Regions from separate parts of the Homo sapiens genome. Here region 1 is linked to region 2. The links are chromatin loops, found by intact Hi-C in ENCODE. Cell type or tissue: gastrocnemius medialis. All regions are shown on one strand. Each heading gives the region's core, and the rest is flanking DNA. Links, peaks and the distances in the headings are about the cores only.

The links. A loop is a pair of places that touch in the nucleus more often than their neighbours do. Peaks named below come from ENCODE experiments on the same cell type or tissue, not always from the same donor. Only the 100,000 strongest peaks of a DNase experiment are listed, where the experiment ranks them.
Region 1: it touches region 2 in a loop (6-fold over the local background); 4 of 110 quality-filtered maps call a loop at or near these places.

Annotation. Positions count from the first base shown.
Region 1 is chr4:119,026,638-119,033,319 of GRCh38, reverse strand. It overlaps SYNPO2 (synaptopodin 2), which reads right to left. Exons shown (of 5, transcript NM_133477.3): 3 at 5,882-6,682; 4 at 1,293-3,475. Among named protein-coding and RNA genes, the nearest start is that of SYNPO2-AS1, 45 kb to the right of the region's middle. RefSeq lists an enhancer at 1,149-1,648. In gastrocnemius medialis, for the core only: no CTCF peak of the experiment used is centred there; DNase peaks (open chromatin) are centred at 1,863, 2,849 and 3,286; H3K4me3 peaks cover 2,500 bases; H3K27ac peaks cover 2,500 bases.
Region 2 is chr4:118,895,313-118,901,994 of GRCh38, reverse strand. All of the region lies in intron 1 of SYNPO2 (synaptopodin 2), which reads right to left. Among named protein-coding and RNA genes, the nearest start is that of SYNPO2, 9.8 kb to the right of the region's middle. In gastrocnemius medialis, for the core only: no CTCF peak of the experiment used is centred there; DNase peaks (open chromatin) are centred at 2,994 and 3,184; H3K4me3 peaks cover 518 bases; H3K27ac peaks cover 2,500 bases.

The sequences.
Region 1 (6,682 bases), core at 1,389-3,888, 130 kb before region 2:
TGAAGGTGAGAGAATAGAATTGCAAGGAACGTGGGAGAAGCAGTTGTCAAAAAGCAAAGCAAACACAAGAAAAAAAATCTGTGAGATCACTCAGAAATGATGCTAATAATTGTGTGCTCTCACCCTACAGTCTCCACACACATGGGGTTCCTCGTGCTTCACAATCAGCCCCTGTAGTCAGTCAGTAAACCTTCAGGTCCCAATCATGTGGTTTCTCCAGGTGAAACAATAGCCATGTACACCTTTATGTGCGTCCTGCCTTTTACATGTTACTTCGTTATCCTGTATACTCTACCACTTGCCTCAGCTGAGGAAAACAAACTTATGCTTTCATGGGCAACTGGAGATGTACTCACTTAGTTCCTTAAGTAACTGGGGAGGGAGGGTGGGAATCAACCTTTAAAGATAATTATCCTTCTTTCCTTATCCCATTTACTTCATTATTACTATTATTATTATTATTATTGAGACAGGGTCTCACTATGTTGCTCAGGCTGGTCTCCAACTCCCGGCCTCAAGCAGTCCTCCTACCTCAGCCTCCCAAAGTGCTAGGATTCCAGGCATGAACCACCATACCCGGCCCCATTTACTTTAAATAAGTTTTCTGAAATGAGTTTATATATGTAAAAACATCTGGCAAAGAACCTAATACATAATAAGTGCTCAGTAATTAAGACCCTCTTTCTTACCCACTTCTTACTAAACTATATACATTCCAACAATCCTCCGAGTATCTTCTCTGTGATATCAAACAGGTGGCTGAGATTGACAGACCAGAGCTGCTCCCTGTCCTTCATAGATTCCTTATTCCTTTAACACTAGTAATAGAGATAAGGCACTACCTAAAAGGGAAATCTCAGTCAATATAGGTTATACCTTCACTACATTTGAACCTTTCACCATAGGAGGACAGCTGTTATGTTACATAAAGGCTGATTCCTGATGTTTGATATCACTGATCACTGTCTTTCTTGTGGCTACAGCACAAATCCTAAGTCTCCTGCTTACTTAATATAACGGTACATGTCTATTTTGGGGTGCTCCTGGATTTTTTAAGTGTGCAAAGAAGATAAATATATTTTAGGTCAATCTGAGTTGGATTTTTGACTCATTAAAAATATTATACTCCTTGGACCCAGATTAGGAGGTGACATATCTGAAATTAAGTAAGTTGAGGACTTTGCTAGGCATTCTCAGGGACTCAAGAAACACTGCAAACAATTCATTTCAAGCAAAGTGGACACTCAGCTTCAGCTACAAGATTACTCTTCCACAACAGATGGTTTCCACACCTGAATTGTGACACCACTTTTCTTGGCTGAGAACTTTGGCCTTGGTGCCACAAAATAAGATGATGAGGCTGATTCTTGCTTTGGCGAGGTGGGAATGCCCACAGGCACTGGGGATGCACTGACTGGTGAGGAGGCCTCTGCAAAGAAGGAAGGAGGAGAGGTATAGGCTGGTACCGAGTACACTGACGAAGCCTGCACATTCGTAGGTGAGGCAGCATTCACTGGCCGGGGAGGAAGAGCTTGCTTCATGGCCAGGGCTGAATTGACCTTGACTGATGACTTCTGGGGGAGGCCATCCTTTGCATCTGGAGGTTGGAAAGTAAACAAGGATGCATTGAGCTGATACGGTTGGTGCTTCATGACATCTAATGCATTGAGGGGTTTCTTTCCCTTTTTCTTGCCCATTTTGGAGGGCTGTGCAGCTGATGGCTGAGACTTGAGAGCAGCCAGTGGGTAAGACGGCGAGTGGATAGGATTATAGGCCACAGGAGGAGGTGCTCGGACATTGGAGGAGTACTTCCAACTGGCCGGGAGAGATGGAGTGGGAGACTGAGCTCGAGCAGCGTGGGCCTGCACCGTGTCTGAATCGACCACATACTTCTCCATTCTCGACTGCCTTTTAGCAAAGAGCTGAGCTCCTCTCCCACTCATTCCTGGAAGCTCATTGGATGGTCCCACTGCACCAGGCTGAACAGCATTGACTGTTGGTGTGGAAACTGTTGGTTTGGGTGTGTAATTCTGACTGGCTACTGCTGCTTGTGGTCCTTTGAAGGGACCAGCCACGTTCAAAGTACTTGCAGGCCGGGCAGGAGGGTAAGAAGGCTGGGCTATTTTGATGGAGGAGACAACGGTGCCCTTTGATGGGTTGGATGTGGGGAAGGCAGGAGGTTGGGTGGGAGCCACTCCTGGAGACCAGACTGGGGAAACTGGAGTTACTGGTTGGGAGGATGAGGACTTGACTGCAGGTTTTGGAGCAACAGGAGGAGGGGTCTTTTGTTTGGCAGAGGAGCTTTGCATGAAATTACAAGCCTCTGCCCCCAAGCTGAGGTAGTCTTCTTCCGGTCCGGAATCACCTCCAGCTCCAGTGCCCCGTTTGCCTTCTGAATTTTGAAGGAGTGACAAGAGTTCAGGATTTGGGCTTACTTTGGGCTCTTTAAAAGTAAACATGGGTTTTGTCGTGCTTCTCCTTTTGGCCTCCTGCAATATTCCTGTTCTTTTTGCTGGCACTGAGATCCTCTCATCTCGGGAAGCTATTCGCTCAGACGAATCGTAAAAGGCTGGCTGGGACCACGGGGCAGGCTGGGGCCATGGAGGGGGCTGTGCTGGGCCAGCAATCGGACTTGAAACCCCTCTGGAGAAGGCGTCAGGGGGAGGAGTGACTGCAGAGTAAGGTGGAGGTGCAGGAAAGTCAGCAATGGGACTCGTCATGTTTCGGGTTGGCGAGAAGGGGGTAGCTGGCTGATTCACAGACCCTGGGAAGGGTTTGGCCGTTCTATTCATGGGGACCATCCTCTGGATGTTTGCTGTCTCAGATGTCCCACTGAAGCCATTCTGTTGGGGAACATGGCCAAGACCATGACTCACCTCGATGTAGCTTTTGCTCACAGAGCTCTGCGTTCTTACCGACTCTTCCTCCTTTCTTTGGTAAGAAGTCGTGGTTCTCAGGCCATCGGTCTGGGCAGCATCTTGTTCTCTGCTTGGCGTTCCACCTACCTTGTCCTCTTCTTTTTGGGCTGTGATCTGATCCATTCTCTCCCTCCTCTTGGCAAACATGAGGGCTCCCTTGCCTGTGGTGTCTGGTAACATCTCCATCTTGTCCCCTCTGTTCAGTTTCTTTTCAATGTCCACCAGTCCAGAATCCCAGTCAAAGTTCACAACTTGTGTGTTGTCGTCAACGTCAGACAATAACTCTTCATCCACCTCTGATTCGCTTGCACCAAGAAATGCTACTTCACATGTATCCTCCTTGTCACCTTCTTCCTCCTCGTCCGCCTCTCGCTCAAGCTCGCCAGTACCGTAGCTAACTAGGGTGTATTTCCTGGCCCTCCGACGTCGCTTCTTAAACATCAACACCCCCTTGGAGTTGGGGTTGGGAGCATCCGTTAGAAGAAGGGCAATGCTTTTGCATTTAGATTTTGCTTCCTTCACTTGTTTTTCTGACAGGCTTTCACTCCTCCTGAGCCCTAGGGAAAGCAAAAAAAAAAAAATTATATTGAGCTGATGAGTTCAAGGAAGACACCACAGCAACTCAGAAATGAACTCTCCTGGGGGAAAATAAATATGTAAAAAATTGCCATTGAGTACAGAATTTTGAAGGAATCCAACACATTTCTTTTTCTTATTTCTCTTAACATGTTTCCTTCTACAATAATATACTGTTCTATTTGTTTACATAAAAATATTTTATATATGCTGATTAGAATATATGTTTCATACATTTGTTTCTCTAGAGATCCTTCCACTTTAATAATAAAAACTGGCTAGTAAATGTCAATTAATAGGATAAAATTAGAATTAAGAAGGACATAATTTAAAGACATAATATTTTCTGAAAAACAAGATGAGACATATCTCATACTTCCATATTTTAAAATAAAGTGTCAATATAAAACTGTTTCCAGGAATCTTAAAAAGGGAGGAGCGTCCCAAGAAGATGTTTTAAAATTTTCTAAATGTTTTAATGTAATGAATTTAGCTATTTAGGTTTTCTTCTTTCTCTTTTTTCTTTTTTTACCCTGACAACCACCCCAAATCTTTCCACTCACAGCTACTGGATTAATATAAATTCAAAACACTGAATTAATCATTGAAGGTACTGAATCAATAATTAAAATTCAAAATATGACATTATTGTAAATACATATAAGAAACTCTAGCTACAAAGTTTTCTAGACAGATTTGTTTGTAAATGTATTGCTATTTTGGAAATACAATATTACTTTCCTTGCAGCAAGAATAAACCTTGGAGAAATTTAAAAATTGACTTGTGACCCACTTAACTGTGTAAAAACTGATGCAGAAATTAAGTCATTTAAAACAAGAATATGATTTTTATTTTATAAAAATAAAAATATTTAAAATTTTCTTTCATTATTACTATTATAAAAAAGAAATGGGTGGCAAATTATAGCAACTAAACATATAGCATCTATCATTTATAATTTATAGTTATATCATATTTTCAATGATAATGACTGTGAGTCCCCTAAATTTTTTAATTCCTCAAAACAGTTAAGTGGAAAATTAAGAAAAAATTTTTGACTATTTTATGATTGAAAATTAGCTCTTTTTGTCACAGACTTAATGGTTAATTTTTTTTAAATAAAATATAATCCAAGGAAATAATTTTATAATATGATTACAGGCATTTACTGGTGATCGAATTTTCTAGAGAAAAATAGTTGAAACTGTGGTTATTACTAAATAGAATTCCTTTTTTGACTAGTGTTATACAACTTATTAAATTGACAGTCACAGTTGCACAGTTGCTGCTAACTTCACTGCCAACATGTAAAGTATGTGAATGGTGTCTCAATACTCTTGTTTAATATGCTATAAATGTGAAGATGGCCTACAGATGCTTAAAGTATAAGGAATGATTAACAGCACTTGCCAATAAAGCTACAAATGGTTATGCTAAAAATATGCTTTGAAAGGAATAACAATAGGTTAGAAGACTTAATATCCTACTTTGAATAACCGAATTCATTGCCATTGTGTATCATATATACAGTCAAGTGCCTTTGCCTGTCAGCCTTTACATCCTCAAATAAAATTCCAAAATTAGTAAAAAAAAAAAAAAAAACAAACAAAAATAAACGTGAAATAAAACAATAGAAATCCTAACACCTAACTGCAATTCTTATCCCAATTCTCCTTTCTGTCTTCTCTCCCCTGGGTAAAACAAAATGCCATACAAAGCACTGAATTTAAATATATTTTATGTTTGGAGACATTTAAATGCCTCCACATGGCCCTGGAGACTGACTTCTGTGTCTAGAAGGTAGATGAAACACTTTGCAGTCAAATGAAGACTTACACAACGGAGAGGATCATGTAACTGCTCAGTATACACATGTCCTTGTCTGTCAAACTCACTTCTGCAAGCATCATCAAGCTGCACAATGATTTTTTTTCAAAACAAGGATCTGCTTTTGATATCAATGGTAGAGCTTTTATTTTAAAGACACCTCTCAGTAGCAGACTCAACAGTTTTTGACATTTAAACTGAGTCCACATGACTTCAAGTGCTTTCTTATGCTATTTTAACATGAACTATTTCAACTGTCTGAAACAAAATGAACAGGCACATTGACAATATTATTTTCTTTAACAGTTCCTGTGCCTTTGGGGATAAAAAGAAATTCATGAAAAATGTTTAAATCTATATGAAGTTCGGACTTATTGCTTCCTATTTAGAAATTGGTATTCTCCACAATTTCACATTTGTGATTTTGTGCATTAATTAAATATTTCTTTAAGCCAATGAGAAACATAAGAAAAATCTTGCTGAAAAACTCATGCAAGCAAAGAAGCAGCAAAATGCCCCCAACTCCCAAGCCCCTTCTGAAAGCCCAGGCAGAACTTACGTGCATGCCGCGCTCGGTGCTTGTGAGGTCTGCTGTGATCTTTTTCCGAGCGTGGATCTTCTCCCTGCTCTGTGCCTTCTGATGAGACGGCAAAGGATACCAGAGAAGGAGGTGCTTCTGACTGCCCTCCTTCCACTGGAGAATCCACACACTCCTTTCCTGCCTGAAGCCTGCACCCTTCTGTCTTCTGCCTGTCAGAGCAGTCGAGGATCACTTCCACCCGGGGCAGTCCCGCATCTCCTGCTTCACTTTCCTGGATCACTCTCAACTCTCTGCCACTGGAGATCTGGATTATCTTGCTGGACCTCAGGAAAGGGTCTGCTTTCTCATTAGTAGGGATCGAATTTATGTGGACAATCCTGTCATGTGACAAGTTAGGGTCTGGGTCAGGAGACTTAGATTTTTCAGCTCCCGGGAGAGCCACTAAAGGGCCACTAGCGCCCTTATGTCTCTCCTGTGAAAGGGACAGTTGCAGCTCAACCACAGGCCCAGGCTGTACCGCTTCTACCTTCTCCCTTAAGATCAGCTCTTCTGCCACGCGTCCTCTTTGGGAGTCAGGCATTTGGGGAGCCCTTTGGTAGCTCGGGCCTGTTTCTTCTTTCAAGCTGCCTGCACAGTCGGGACCACTTCTTTGGTTCTCAGCTAGGGGAACTTCAGTCTTGACAGGGGCGAGGAAGAATTCTGTGCACTGGGTCTTTGTGGCCGGTCGAATCTGCAGGGTGGTACTTTCCACATAACCCCCATGTGTGAGATGCTCGAGGTTTTTGTTTTCATTTTCAGATATCAAAGCCTCACTTATTC
Region 2 (6,682 bases), core at 2,110-4,609:
TACCTTTAGAACCCTGTGCCTGGAAGGCTCTTCCCCCAACTATCTAACAAGCCCACTGGATTCTTATCTACATTTATTTTCATCTACAAAATGAAAAGGAAATGAGCACTAACTAACATTGAATCTACTTTACTATGTGGATTTACAGTGGTATCCTGGTCCAGTCTGGTCTGTGGGCCAGACAGACAGTTATGTACTTCCCACAGTGCTTTGGTGACCTCACCAAAAAGGGGACCCACCTCCCAGCAGGGTGGAGGGTTTCTCGTCAATTCATTCTCTTTCAGTATTTTGCAATATATTATGTTTTACTATGCCTGATTAAGTGAATTTCCATATAATTATCTAGTTTCAAGGAAATTGACTCTCACAAAATGATTCCTATTAAAATACGTCTGAAAGGAAGTTAATAATTAAAGATAACACATTTCAAGCACAACAGAAAAACAAGAATACAGCAGAGCTGACTCTTCGCCTGTGCTCCTATGGATACTTTTCATCATATTGTGAGATTAATACCATTACTGCTTAATCCTATGTGACAGGTAGAGAAAATACTCAAAATTGTCAAGAAGATAATTTGGAATATGGGTTATTTGGAATATGTGACAGAGGAACTTTGCCTTATTGTGTCTTATGATGTGAGTTTAGTTAGTGTTACTGTGAAGCAATTGGGATTAGGAAGCTATTTAAAAACTAACATCTGAGCAGCAGAAACTTCTGGATTTGTTTTTTCAACAAGGGTTGAAGTCAGGCAATACTCAATTTAAAACTTAACAGAATTTAAGCCAAGCATAATGTTTAGAAAGATCATCATGGGTACAAATTAAAAGTGGCTAAAATAATACAATATGGCAACAAACCAAAATGTATTTTTTTGCAAGTACTGTTGAAGATGCAAAGAAAAATATATCAGAAAATTAGTATAAATAATACTAAAACAAACTACATATTGGAGGAAGTTTCCTGTATGGTTGGATAAAAAAATATATGTTGCTGGAATATCTCGGCTTATGGCATTTTCAAATTATATTTCAATACTGAAATAAAAAATTACTTCTCTGGGAATCCAAGAAAGAAAGATACTGGAGATAAGTTCTCAAAAGTATATGAAGTCTTTAATTCAAGAAAATGAATATTTTGTAGAAAAACTGTGTACATTGATAATCATTGATAAAGTACTTGGCTTTAGCAGGAACTGACAAATATCTATAGATAGATAGATAGATAGATAGATAGATAGATAGATAGATAGACAGACAGACATATATATATATATATATATATATATATAGAGAGAGAGAGAGAGAGAGAGAGAGAGAGAGAGAGAGAGAAAGAGATTCTAGGGTAAGATTACAAAGGTGCCTTAAATCAAATTCATTCAGTGCATTACTTGTAGGCAAGTTCATGCAGCAAAATAATAGAAGTGCAAAAATGCTACAGGAGGTCATGATTAATTTTATAGAAACTCACATTTAAACCATACTGGAATCTTTAAAATGTAGCAATGATATAGGGAGTGACTAGGAAAAGTTTTTATATCATACAGACATTTGTACCACTGAGGTTCCAATGGTATCTCTTGCAAATCCTTAAAATACTTGTGGAACCTAAGGATATTTCAGTTTTATTTAACAGATAAATGGATGTTCCAAATTTGTTGACGTTTTCTGTGATGACGAGTGGCTTTTAGTTGCTGGTCACCTGACATATATTTTAGGATACTAAGCATGATATATTCCCTAACATGAATTGCTTTGAAAGCAAATTTTCAAAAAGAAATGAAAGAAAATTCTTGAAAATATTTCTATAGTCAAGTGATTTGGGGCTGGAAATTATTTAAATTTATTATTCTTTAAAACATCATAATAGCACATTTAACTAGGAAGAAGAATTTCTAACCCAATTTCATATTTTTCAAATAAAAAGTACAGCAGGCCGGGTGCGGTGGCTCACGCCTGTAATCCCAGCACTTTGGGAGGCTGAGGTGGGTGGATCCCCTAAAGTCAGGAGTTCCAGGCCAGCCTGGCCAACATGGTGAAACCTCATCTCTACTAAAACTACAAAAATTAGCTGGGGATGGTGGCAGGTGCCTGTAATCCCAGCTACTCAGGAGGCTGAGGCAGGAGAATCGCTTGAACCTGGGAGGCAGAGGTTGCAGTGGGCCAAGATGGCACCATTGCGCTCCAGGTTGGGTGACAAGAGCGAGGCTGCGTCTCAAAAACAAAACAAAACAAAACAAAAAAGTACAGCCAGGGTTTAATACTAAAATATACAAATGTAGCCTATTCCAATTAGTTTGTAAGAACAAAGGGTAGACATCAGAGAAAATGAAAATCTACTGGTCAAATTGCAACAAAAATAGTTGCATTATTTATTGACGAAAATGAAAAATGATTATCAGGTAATGATTCATTTCTTCAGTGTGCACCTGCATATATTAAGAGATTATCATTTCAGCTTTGACAGTCTTTAAACTCAAGAACTGAAATAAAGTTTCACTAGACCTTTGAATCATTGTACCCCATGGGGTCACATCAAGATTTTCAAAATCTGAAAAAGTCTGTCAATCACATTGTTCTCACTTAAAAAAAAAGTTCTGGTCAGTGAGAATAAAAAGACATTTTGTATTGTCAAGAAAATAAAATACAAATAGTTTTAAAATATTGTTTATTTCACCTTTTATCTCATGCTTTAAAGTTTTCTTTTTGGGATGTTTTATACTGTACATAAAATATTAGCCCATCAGTACATGTACATATATACTATATTTTATATATATGTACATACACCCTGTATATGGGATATGCTCAAAATTGTTTTAATTTAAGAGGCACAGTCAAACCTTTTGGCTATCACTGGTCTAATGGAGGAAACAGACTTGTGAACAAAAGCTTCAGCGTCAGGCTGCACGTGGGAGCTCAAGGTGAAAGCTGTGTGTGATCACAGCAACATGGAAGAGCAAGTGCTCCCCTCCGACTAGACAATTGAGTCAAACCTCTCAGAGAACTGACTTTAACAGAGATTTCCAGGGTAAGTACAATTTCTCCAAGCATTTTAGGGAAGGTGCCAGGAGATGGGGTGGACAAGCATTCCAGCCAAGGACACAGCAGGGATGAAGCAACCAGGGAGGAACAGTGTTTGAGAGAACTGTGGTATTTTCAAATAGCTAAATGCACTTCTGGGAGGGTGACAGGTGATGGGGCTGGACAGTTTGTCAGCATCCAGATCACAGAGAGCTTCATGTGCCACAGCGGGGCCGTCGGCCTGTGAACAAGCCTCACTGCAGGGTGGCAGCTAAGGGCATGGGCTTTGTCATCAAACTGGCTTCTGTCCTGGTTTTGCCATTTACTAACTATATGATCTTCAATTTTTTACTTAACTTCTCTAAGCCTCAGTTTCCTCCACTGTTAAAAAAAATGATTGTAGGAATATTAGTAACAAAATAATTCCTAAAGTGCTTAACCCATGTCTGCACATAAGATAAAACCAATGTTATGGTTATCTCGATGACAGTGATGGGGAGCCTTTGAAGTATTTTAAGCAGTGATATAACAGGTGATTTAGAAAAATCTCTCTGGCAGCTCTCTGTAGCATGAACTCAAGGAATGTGAAACCAGAAACAAGGAGACCAGTTACAGGGCCAATATAATTATCTAAGAGACAAAAATAAGGACCTGAGCCGAGGTGGTGGGAGCAGGAACACAGAGCAGGAAATGGAATAGGGGCTACTGAGGAGGTAGAAAATCAGTATCTAGACTGCCAGCAAAACACATTGGATTTATAACCTCTTAATAATTTCACCTCTGATATGTCTTGAACTGCATGACAAAATTCTCAAAAATGGTCAGCTGCTTGAAGGTTTTTGCTTCAAAAACAAGGTATCATGCCATAGTTTTCAAGAAGACATGGAAAATCTTGCTAAGAAAATAGAAAATTATCATCCTTCAGAAAGCAGAATTATAAATGTTTCTAGCCTACTTCTATTTTATTTCCTAAATTATTCGTTCTGGAAATAAAAGTTTCAAATAAAATGATTTGACATTAAGTAATTGAGATTATACTTAATGTCAGAACAAGAAAAGCAGGTTTGGTTTAAGGGGTCACAAAAATCTCTCCAGCATGCTCTTGTTGAGATGCTGTCTTCCCGTCCTAACTGGCTGTTCAAACTACACTAGACCCAAAAGTGACATGTCTAGGAGCTTAGAACACAAGCCCTGGTTCCAGGCTCTTTAGATGTGAACCCCAGCTCTGATCATACATACCCATGTGACCTGGAGAAGTCACTTAACCTCTTTGTGCCCCTGTAATGGGGATCTTAACTAAGGGTAACCTCAGAGTTCTGTCATTATATTTAAAAGGTGATTCAAGAAGTGCCTGGCACCTAGTAAACATCATATATGAGTTTCTTAAATAAAATTTTCTCCAGAAGATACTATTAAAGGCGACAAGATATTTGGGGTTAAATGACACTCATTGGTCATGATTACAGATTTCCTAGGATAAAAATAACATGTCCTGAAAAGGTGAAATTCAAGAAGGTAAATTCTGTTAAACAGGATGAAGGAAGAGGGGTGAAGGAAGGGGGAGTATCTATAGGTAGAATCACATAAAATATTGATATGGTTTGCTCTGTGTCCCCACTGAAATCTCATCTCAAATTGCAATCCTCACATGTTGAGGGAGGGAACTGGTGGGAGGGGATTGGATCATGGGGGTGGTTTCCCCCATGCTGTTCTCATGATAGTGAGTGAGCTCTCACAAGATCTGATGGTTTGAAAGTGTTTGGCAGTCCCCGACTCACTCTTTCTCTCTCCTGATGCCATGTAGGATGTGCCTTGCTTCCCCTTCACTTTCTCCCATGATTCTAAGTTTCCTGAGGCCTCCCCAGCCATGTGAAACTGTGAGTCAATTAAACCTCTTTCCTTTATAAATTACCCAGTCTCAAACAGTTCTTTGTAGCAGTGTGAAAATGAACTAATACAGACATAAATCCATAATTCTGTTCAGGAAAGGTCATCCTTCATTTTTTTTTTTTATCAATCCAGCACCCACACTGCTTCAAAATACAAGAGGAGAAGCTAGTCATTTGTGAGTAGGATTATAAAAATCCAAAGATCAATGGTTAGGAAATAGTTATTTGTTACATAATCTAGAGACACAATTTTTCATTCACAATGTTCCAAATGGTAATTCCACCACAATTTGCTGTTCATTTATCTGAAACACACCAGATTTATATGCTAGTTAAAGGAAACTACATCCAATAATCTGCCACATGCAAAGAATTTCACAAAGACTTGAAGATACAGTTTGTTGAGACTCTGGCCATCTCTGCTTTTGAAAAACAGAAAAGAATGATAGACGATTTAGAAACACTAGGTGCCTAAAGTAATCCAAAACCATAAACATGTTCTCATTGAGGTTGTCAAATAATGAAATATCCCTCAAAAGAGCAGACATTATTTTCTTTCTGAGATGAGTCTTTTAACTTCATGAAGGTGTTTACTCTTCAGAATTCTTTAATGAATCTGTTTCAGAAATTCTCCATTTGCTTTTATAAGAACCTCACTGCATTCAGTTTCATCACGAATCTGTTAGAAAAGACACAATAAACTTGGAGTCCATATATTCTTCAGGTTTATTGATAAGCAGACTGGTTCCATTTTCAGTCTTTCTCCCATTGCACATTATCTTACAGATGTGTTCCTGTAATCATTTTCCTTAGGCCCATTAAAAAAAAGAATAGTTTGTTATCAATGTTTTCAAGGATTAAGGTTAGATTTAGTGAGATTCTATTTCATACAAACTCTGTATTAAAGTCATTGCAATTTTCAACAATACTAAGTGACAGCCTGTTCTTTTTATCCAGGCTGACGCAGGGGAGTAGCTTGATGCCCCTAACAGAGGGAAAGAATTATATTTAACTTTGGGCTTCTTTATATAATGCTTTTGCAATTAATTTATTTTTCAGGATCAGTTTTTTTAATCTATAAACTGAGAATTATAAAACTTTATCAACCGAATTAATATTAAAAGAGATAACATATATTAAGACACACTTTGGAAATTATAAGATATACACATGTGAAGTATTTTTAGCCAAATATATAAATTCGTTTATATTCTTAAACACTAATTAACTGACAGAGAGAAGTTATTTTGGAAGCTACATTAAGAAGATTGCTATGAAAAATATGCAAAATATCCAGTTAGGTATAATGTGTATGTCACAATGACACTGCATACTGATGTCCCCATTTGGCAAGGCAAGGATCCTTGCATTTCCTGTGGATGAGTGACTATCTTAAAAGGTGGCTAGATTTGAACCATCTTGCCAAGGCCCTACCCAGAAAGGCCAAACTCAACCAGAGTCTAGCAGGAGAAAGCTGGTATCTTGATGAACCAATGGGCTTGTAGGGGGTACAGAAGAGATTATCAGAAGCCTGATTTCCTGTGTTAGGGGACTGTGCACTAATGAGGCCCTCTAGCTCTCCCGGAAGAAACCATACACATGCTCCAGAATTTGGACACCAGCCTCAGAGAGGACATTAATGGGTCCTCACATTAACCAAAGAAGCACAACACCCAAAGAAGAGAGAAACGCCACCTCATTCAGTTATGAATAAATATATCTATCTGCCCCTTTCCTCTTCACATCTTTCCTCCTTCCCTCAACCATGGA